3 separate regions of the Homo sapiens genome follow, and all the other regions are linked to region 1. A link is a contact called in ENCODE Hi-C or POLR2A ChIA-PET data. All regions are on one chromosome and are shown on one strand. Each heading gives the region's core, a stretch centred on a gene start or an enhancer-like site at or near the end of the contact. The rest is flanking DNA. Distances are from core to core; before and after follow the strand shown. Region 1 has its middle 89 kb from the start of SCARB1. Region 2 holds the start of DNAH10 (dynein axonemal heavy chain 10). Region 3 overlaps GTF2H3 (general transcription factor IIH subunit 3).

Region 1 (2,700 bases), core at 44-2,543:
TCACCCAATGAGACACACGGGAGGCTAAGTCCCTCGGGAACACACACACACACACACACACACACACACACACACACACCCCACACACACACAAACACAAGAATGACTTAAGGGCCAGGGCAGTGGCTCATGCCTGTTATCCCAGCACTTTGGGAGGCCGAGGCGGGCGGATCGCTTGAGCCTGGGAGTTGGAGATCAGCCTGGGCGACACGGCGAAACCCCATCTTTACAAAAATATACAAAAAATTAGCCGGGTGTAGTGGCACAGGCCTATAATCCCACCTACTTGGGAGGCTGGCTGAGGTGAGAGGATCGCCTGAGCCTGGGAGGTTGAGGCTGCAGTGAGCAGTGATTGTGCCAGCCTAGGTGACAAAGTGAGACCCTGTCTCCAAAAAAAAAAAAAAAAAAAAAAAAAAACCGAATGCCTTCTGGGGCCTGTCTTTTTTTCTGTTTTATGAGCAGGTAGACTTGAATGCAAGAGTTAAAACTGTCTGTGATGTGTTGCATACACAGATTAAGTCAAAATCCTCACCGTGGCTATCAAATAACCAAAGCTGGCCTCAGCTTCCCAGAGGATCAGACATGGGGAGTTTGAAGGGAACCATCCTCGGGGCCTGGACTCTCTCCTGAGCTTGTCACTCGCCTGCCATTTCCCCGGGCAGGTCACAAGACCCCCCACCCCTCCACTCTACAGCCAACGGGCAAAGCCTCCCTGACCTCCAGCCCCAATCAGAGGGAACTTCCCGGACACAGGTTTCGAGAACCCATCTAAAGATTGGGTAAGAAATGCTTTTGCAAGCCGGTGGTTTCCACTTTGCTGCTTTCTACAAATTTGAAGAAAGGTCAAACGGACCTGTCTGCTGGGAGATCAGTGAGAATCGCTTCCAATGACAGATCGCCGTGTGACATTCGCATACTACCCAGAAGGAGTATAAGAATTCCACTCCCAGTGACTTCCTTATGAAAACAAGGCTTCTCTGCACTTGCAGGGACAAAGAATTGATGGTAAAAATTGGTTTCATTCTAGCAATACGTGACAGTCATTCACGGATACATGAATTAATTGGGGGTGGAGAGGAAGTCCCACTCATCTCAGGACAAGAAGTATTTCTAAGCAAATAAAAGCCACAATGAGAAACCACTACGAAGGGCTGAAGTTTTTTAAAACTGAAAACACCAAGATGCTGGTGAGGACGCAGAGCTGATGGGAATGCAGCCTGGTACAGCGACTGTGAAACTGGCAGTCCCCCAAAAGTGAAACGCAGAGCTCCAGTTTGACTCAGCAGCTCCACTCCGAGGTATACACCCCAGGGAAATGAACGTACGCCTTCACACACAAATCTGTACATGAACGTTCACAGCAGCTTTGTTCATAGTTGCTGATGTGGTTTGGCTGCGTCCCTGCCCAAATCTCATCTCGAATTGTAGTTCCCATAATTCCCATGTTGTGGGAGGGAGCCAGTGGGAGATCATTGAATCATACGGGCGGTTAACCCCATACTGTTCTCCTGGTGGTGAGTAAGTCTCACAAGATCTGATGGTTTGATCGGGGGTTTCCCCTTTCACTTGGCTCTCATTCTCTCTTCTCTGGTCCCATGTAAGACATGACTTTGCTTCTCCTTTGCCTTCCACCATGATTGTGAGGCCTCCCCAGCCATATGAACTGTGAGTTCATGAAACCTTTTTTCTTTAAAAGTTACCCAGTCTTGGGTATGTCTTTATCAGTGGCGTGAAAACCAACTAATGCAATTGCCAAAGGCTGCAACCACTCTACGTGTCCCTCAATAAGTGAACGGCTGAAAAGCACTGGTGTGTGCACCCCATGGAGTTCTGCTCAGCAGTGAAAAGAAAGGAACTATTGCTACACACAACAACAGGCATGCATCTAGAGACAGTGCTGAGTGAAGGAAGCCAGGCTCAGAGGGTTACAGGCTGTAGATCCCATTTAGAACATTCTGGAAAAGGTAAAAATAGCTAGTGGCCAAGGGCTAAGCATGGGGATGAGGGACTTCCCTACAAAGTGGGAGGAAGGCAGCACAGGTCGCAGGCTGGGTGCAGTGGCTCACGCCTCTAATCCCAGCACTTTGGTAGGTTGAGGTGGGACTAATGCTTGAAGCCAAAAGTTTGAGACCAGCCTGGGCAACAGAGCCAGACCCCCATCTCTACAAAAAAAAAATTAGCCAGGTGTGGTGGCACACATCTGTGGTCCCAGCTACTCGGAAGGCTAAGTCAGGAGGCTCTCCTGAGCCTGGGAGGTGAAGGCTGCAGTGAGTCAAGATTGAACCACTGCACTCTAGCCTGGGCAACAGAGCGAGACTCTGTCTCAAAAAAAAAAAAAAAAAAATTATGGGAGCCCACTGTAAAACAAACAAAAACAAAGGGAAGACATGAGGAAATCTTGGGGGATGATGAAATTGTTTTGTCTTGATTGTAGGGGTAATGACTCAACTCTATAAACATGTCAAAATTCATGGAATTGTACACACACTCACACACAACTCTAATCTGTAAATGAAAAAGATATATAAAATGCATACCAAAAGGACATGCATTCCAATAAAATTTTGCTACTTTGATATGTCACATAAAACATAGTAATATAGTTTTGACCAATTGTGTCCTGAGACTTGAAAGGCAATCCAGATGGTATAGGCTAAATGTTTGTGTTGACCCAAAATTCCTGTTGAAGCCCTAACCTCC
Region 2 (2,700 bases), core at 79-2,578, 1.0 Mb before region 1:
CTCGGCTCACTGCAACCTCTGCCTCCTGGGTTTAAGCAATTCTCCTGCCCTAGCCTCCCGAGTAGCTGGGATTACAGGCGCCTGCCACAGTGCCCGGCTAATTTTTGTATTTTTAGTAGAGACAGGGTTTCACCATGTTGGCCAGGCTGGTCTCAAACTCCTGACCTCAGGTGATCTACCCACCTTGGCCTCCCAAAGTGCTGGGATTACAGGCGTGAGCCACCGCGCCTGGCCCTCTGCAGTTGTTTAATAAGGCACAGAATACCTGTAGCATAGGTCAGCCTTACGATGTCCATGAATTACATATTCAGACGTTTTAGAGCCTGATACATTTTGGAAAAGAAAAACAACTTCTACACCTATTCTACAGTCCGCATTTAAAACAATAAATTCCTCTATTAAAAACGTAAAGCCGGGTTTGCTTGCGTGCCACAGGGAATATATCCAGGAAGGTTATTATGAAGCTGTCAAATCAAGATGATGGGAATAAGGCAGTTTGAACGAACAGTCTTCCCACAGTCAGGCCATTTTTGCTGATTTGGTTTAGAATTTTCAGAAATACTTAGTACACTCCACCTGTTCTTTGATGGGAATATCTAAGAAGGCTAGGTAGGTTCTTAGGGTTAGCCTGAGTCATCTAGGGGCTCAACTCCTTGTGAGGGGAAATGACAGTGAACAAGTTAGTACTTTGCTCCACAAATGCATGAAAGGACAAATTTGCATCTTCTATCAGTATTTAACTTCCTTTTGCTAATGACAAATAAATATATCTATATTTTTAAACGTGGGTGTTTTGCTTTATTATGCTCTAGTTTGGCAAGAAAGCTAAAGAACTCTGCTCCTTCCCTGATTTTGTAGGCCATGAGGAACTCGTGCTTTCTCGGCTTATTTCCTCCTCGTCTGGCCTCTAATCCCGCCTCTGCCACCGCCGAGGTGCTGTGACCTTCGTCTCGCCAACTCTCTAGCCCCAGCTTCATCTGCAAGGTGGGCGGGCTGCTTGCAAACCGGTCGGCGTGGGGTGGGGTCGCACCCTCGGCTGCAGCGGCCCGAGGGCGGCTCCTGGCGGCGAGGGTCCCGCTCCGCATCCAGGGGCGTGCGCGCTGCCGGGGCCAGGGAGCAACCAGCCTACCTCGGCGGCCCGGGGGCCTGGTGCGCGCCTCCGAGATCCCGGGGCCGGGGCGTGGGCTGCGGCTCGCGGGTTCGGGATCGAGGGGCCGGGCGCGGGGCACTGCCGAGCTTGCAGCCCCCAGCGCCGGCGCCGTCGGCGGGGCGAGCTGCGGCCGTTTCCGGGGCGCCCATTGCTAGGGCCGCCGTTGCCACGGACGCCCGCCCTGCGCCCGGCTCCCTCTGCACTGCGCGGCGCCATGGACGACCTGCGGGTGCTGTGGATGCGCGACCGCGTGTATGCGGCTTTCGGCATCACCGACCCCCAGCTTTTCGAGGACCTGCTCAACCGCGACGACGGCCAGGGCGAGGACCTCATCTTGCACTTCCTCAACCAGGCGAGCGAGGAGGAGGGGCCCTCGGCGCTCTTCATCTACCGCACTATGGTGCCGGAGGAGGTGGAGGTGGAGATTGGTGAGCCTCGACGCGCCGCTCCCTTCCCCGGGCTTCCCTCCTGCCCGTCCCGGCCTCTCCGGCGGGCGCCGGGGCTGCTAGAGCCTGCCCATCGTCCGGCCCCGGCCTCAGGTGCTGTCCACAAACGCTGCCGCCCGCCACGTGCAGGCCCCGGGCGAACCCAGCAATCACAGCCGTCCCTGCCCTCCTGGGCCCACAGCCCACTTGAAAGTCAGGCCTTGATTGAAAAATCACAGCAAACACTGACTTAGCCCGCACCCCGTGCCAGGTGCGGTTCCAACGCTTGTATCAACTCCTTAACCCTACGAGGCGGGTGTATCCTCATCCCTATTTTACAGATGAGCAAACTGGCACGGAGGGGGTTAAGTAACCTGCCCAAGGCCCACGGGGCGTCAAGATCCACTGTGCAATAATCCGAACGGCTGGGTAGAGCCATGCCCAGGTGTGGCAGGGACCCAGGTCACTGTCACTCTCCTTGACGGTCGCAGCCTCTCACGGAGGGTCCGAAGAGCACCCCTTTCTACTTCTGGAGGCTCCTTATATCCTAAAAAGTAAAATAAGGCTAGGACAAAGTTTAAAAACTACAGTAGACTTTAAATGTTTATGTTGAACAAATTAGCATCGCAAATACAAAAAGACAGTGACCAGGGTCCCAGAACCCTCTGTGGAGGCGGATCCCCAGCCCCACCTACTCTCTGATAGGCCAGGGACACTGAGAGGGCAGGGAGGGGCCAGCACAGGTGAGAGGAGGAGGCAGGACAACTCGCTTCAGAAACAGCTAGAAGGAGACTGGGACCTCGAAAGCCGCCTCCTCGCAGGAGCACCAGCTGGAGCACAGCTACCGGGACCTCCTGCCTGGCTGTCCAGTCTCCTGGGCTACTTTTCCAGCCCCTTAAGGACTTGGGGATCCCTTGCAGGGCCTCTCACTGGGTTCGGGTGGCAGGGCCGGCAGACCTTTGATTTTTTTTTTAAAGGTACCAGGCAGATTCATTTATTGTATTCTATTTTTTAACTTTTTTTTTTTTTTTTTTGAGATAGGGTCTCACTTTGTCACCCAGGCTGGAGTGCAGTGGTGCGATCTTGACTCACTGCAACCTCTGCCTCCAGGGCTCAAGTGATTCT
Region 3 (2,773 bases), core at 241-2,740, 1.1 Mb before region 1:
TACGTGTGAGTGTGTGTATTTTGGATGTGTGTGTATTCTGGATGTGTGTATGTGTGTATATTTTGGATGTGTGTGTGTTTTGGGTGTGTGTATGTATTTGGGGTGTGTTTGTGTGTTTTGGGTGTATTTTGGGTTTGTGTTTGTTTTATGTGTGTATTTGGGGTGTGTATATTTTGGGGGGGTGTATTTTGGGGGGTATGTTTTGGATGTGTATTTTTTGGGGCTGTGTATTTGGTTGTGTGTGTGTGTTGGGTGTGTGTATTTAGTGGTGTGTGTACTTTTGGGGTACGTGTATTTTGGTTGTGTGTGTGTGTATTTTGGGTGTACTTACCTGTGTATTTTGGGTGTATGTCCGTGTGTGTATTTTGTATATGTGTGTGTTTTGGGTGTATGTGTATTTGGGGTGTGTGTATTTGGGGTATGGGTGTATTTTGGGTGTGTATTTTGGAGTGTGTGTATTTTTGGGTGTGTGTGTGTATTTTGGGGGTGCATGTGTGTATTTTGGGTGGGTAGGTGTGTGTATTTTGGGGGCGTGTGTGTATTTTGGGTATATGTGCGTATGTGTTTATTTTGTGTATGTGTGTGTTTGTGTTTTGGGTGTGCATGTATATACCTGCCCATGTAGGTGCTCTCCAGAATGAGTTCATCAAACCGTTACGTGGAGCGGGATTTCGGGGGAAATGTTACTGTCATCTTTATACTTTAGGTATCATTTAACAATGATAAATGGGAAGACAAACTGGAATAATGTTGGTTGTGGTTCGCAGTATATTGTGTGACATTGGTGTGAGAGGACTGGCATGTGCCTGGGTGGAATTAACATGACTGTGATTTTTAGGTGATTAAGGCTGCAGAAGACAGTGCGTTGCAGTATATGAACTTCATGAATGTCATCTTTGCAGCACAGAAACAGGTGAACTGAGAGCCTGCCGTTTAAAGTATTTGTTTCATAACGAAGGAGTCAATTTCATTTTTTGAATGCTCTACTCTGAGGTATTCTGACTACGTAGGCTTATGAATGGGCAAGGAATCCAGAATCTGTATTATGTTCTAGTCTTTTCTCTATTTTGGGTCCTGGACCACTTGAGAATCTGATGCATTCCCAAAACAATATGCACTCAACCACAGTTTTGCATAGAGTTTCATGGTATTCAGGTAACCTTTAGCCCATCCTTGGACCCCATGCCAAGAATCCCTGGTTTGACAGTTTGCTGTATAAACCTTGCATCAGTTTCTTTATCTTGTTGCTGTGGCGAAGCTGTAAAAATTCAGTATTTTTACTTTGCAAAGAGCTGAAATGTTCAGATGAAGTATAATACATTTTCTTCTTTGGTGTGTTTATGAAGAAAGAAAACCTCCTTAAAATTTCAGTTTTAATGTAAAATGCTGCTATAGCCATGCATAATGTTCTCTGTTGTGGAGTGGCAGCATGATGTAGTGAAAAGAGCCTGGACTTTGGAGACATGCCGAGTGGGGTGACAGCTTTCTCACCCGCTGGCTCTGTGACCACAGCCCAGCCATGTCCTGGGTGCTTCAGCTGCCAAATGCAAATATCTGCCGTGCAGAGTCACGTTGCATATTGAGTGAGCTATTTTAAGCATAGAGTATGGCATGTAGTAGGTTCTCAGTATAGGGTAATCATTATTGTTATTATTCCTGTAATATTTTCAAAATGTTTCTTTTAGAATATTTTGATTGATGCCTGTGTTTTAGACTCCGACTCAGGGCTCCTCCAACAGGTATGTTTTAAAACCATGCTTTGTGTCGGTGGTTATGACAATTAGTGATTTTTATATTGATTACAATTTAAAATGAAAGCTTTGGGTATATTGGGTTAAATAAAATATGTTATTCAGCCTAATTTTATCTATGTCTTTCCCCCTTACGTATGGAGCTACTGGAAAATTTTAAATTACATATTGCTTGCGTTATATTTCCGTTGGGCAGCACTAAAAGACAAAAACTGAATTTTACTTTAACCCGAAAGGGAAACAAAACCCTAAAGTAAGTCTGAAGAAATTACTGAGTTTTTGTTAGATGTTTTTTGGCCACAAATGTTGTTTCCTAAAGGATCAGTTACAAGCACAAAACTATGACAAACCCTGAATTTAGGTTACTGCTGGGGATGAAGGATGGGGAGAGCGAGGTCCAATGGGAAAATTTACATGCTTCAAAGGCTCTGAGATTGTACTGTTTCTTCAGCTTGATCGTAGGTATATGATGTTCATTTTATTATTTAAACCATACTTACACATTATGTATACAGACTCTTGTACATATTATATTTCAGTAGTAAAAATTCAAAAAGTTTGAATTCATTTTTTAGCAACACATTTCAGTCTACACATTGTCTATTAACTCCAAGACGATCTTGTCTCTGCCATGAATTCACATACCAGCTCTACCTCCTCAGCCCTCACATTCATTTTTCTAGTCCAGTCCCAGACTCTCCTGAGTTCCAGACTTGCAGAATCAGCCGTGTACGTAGTACCTCCTCTTGGACGTCTGGCAGGCATCTTCAGTGTCATGTGTCAAAAGCAGAGAGCTCTTGGTTTGTCCTCTCAGCCTCTTCCTGCTCCACTGGTAGCCCCATCTCCCTAAGTGGCAGTGCAGTTCACTCAGCAACTCAAGCAAAAACCTGACTCTTCCTTGTCTCTTCTCTTCCCTCCTTTCATAACCATGAGCAAATCCTGTTGATTCTGCCTTTAAAATATATCCTGGCTGAGCTCAGTGGCTCATGCCTATAATCTCAGCACTTGGGAGGCTCAGGCGG

Evidence for each region. Hi-C counts contacts between places; a loop is a spot of excess contacts on that map. ChIA-PET counts read pairs that join two places held with the same protein, here RNA polymerase II (POLR2A). Pooled maps may share reads with other maps.
Region 2: a loop to region 1 is called in a map with no recorded cell type, with 5 times the contacts of the local background. The contact joins the promoter of DNAH10 here to the enhancer-like site in region 1. A Hi-C loop is called at or near these places in 7 of 37 single-sample maps with no recorded cell type and 4 of 50 pooled maps. POLR2A ChIA-PET finds 5 or more read pairs at or near these places in 1 of 52 experiments (activated T-cell).
Region 3: a pooled map shows a loop between it and region 1 (4-fold over the local background). The contact joins two enhancer-like sites. A Hi-C loop is called at or near these places in 2 of 50 pooled maps. POLR2A ChIA-PET finds 5 or more read pairs at or near these places in 2 of 52 experiments (HEK293 and IMR-90).

The regions. Positions count from the first base shown.
Region 1 is chr12:124,773,503-124,776,202 of GRCh38, forward strand. No RefSeq gene overlaps it. Among named protein-coding and RNA genes, the nearest start is that of SCARB1, 89 kb to the right of the region's middle. RefSeq lists a silencer at 561-855 and enhancers at 766-925, 936-985, 1,046-1,205. Within about 2 kb of position 1,294, at least 14 of the 41 ENCODE cell types and tissues checked have a DNase peak (open chromatin) inside an H3K27ac peak, as active enhancers do.
Region 2 is chr12:123,760,973-123,763,672 of GRCh38, forward strand. It overlaps DNAH10 (dynein axonemal heavy chain 10), which reads left to right and starts at 1,329. Exons shown (of 79, transcript NM_001372106.1): 1 at 1,329-1,578. The coding sequence starts at 1,365. ATP6V0A2 (ATPase H+ transporting V0 subunit a2) reads left to right here. Exons shown (of 20, transcript NM_012463.4): 20 at 1-783. RefSeq lists a silencer at 910-1,329.
Region 3 is chr12:123,654,086-123,656,858 of GRCh38, forward strand. It overlaps GTF2H3 (general transcription factor IIH subunit 3), which reads left to right. Exons shown (of 13, transcript NM_001516.5): 8 at 839-913; 9 at 1,686-1,739. Among named protein-coding and RNA genes, the nearest start is that of TCTN2, 16 kb to the right of the region's middle. Within about 2 kb of position 1,491, at least 3 of the 41 ENCODE cell types and tissues checked have a DNase peak (open chromatin) inside an H3K27ac peak, as active enhancers do.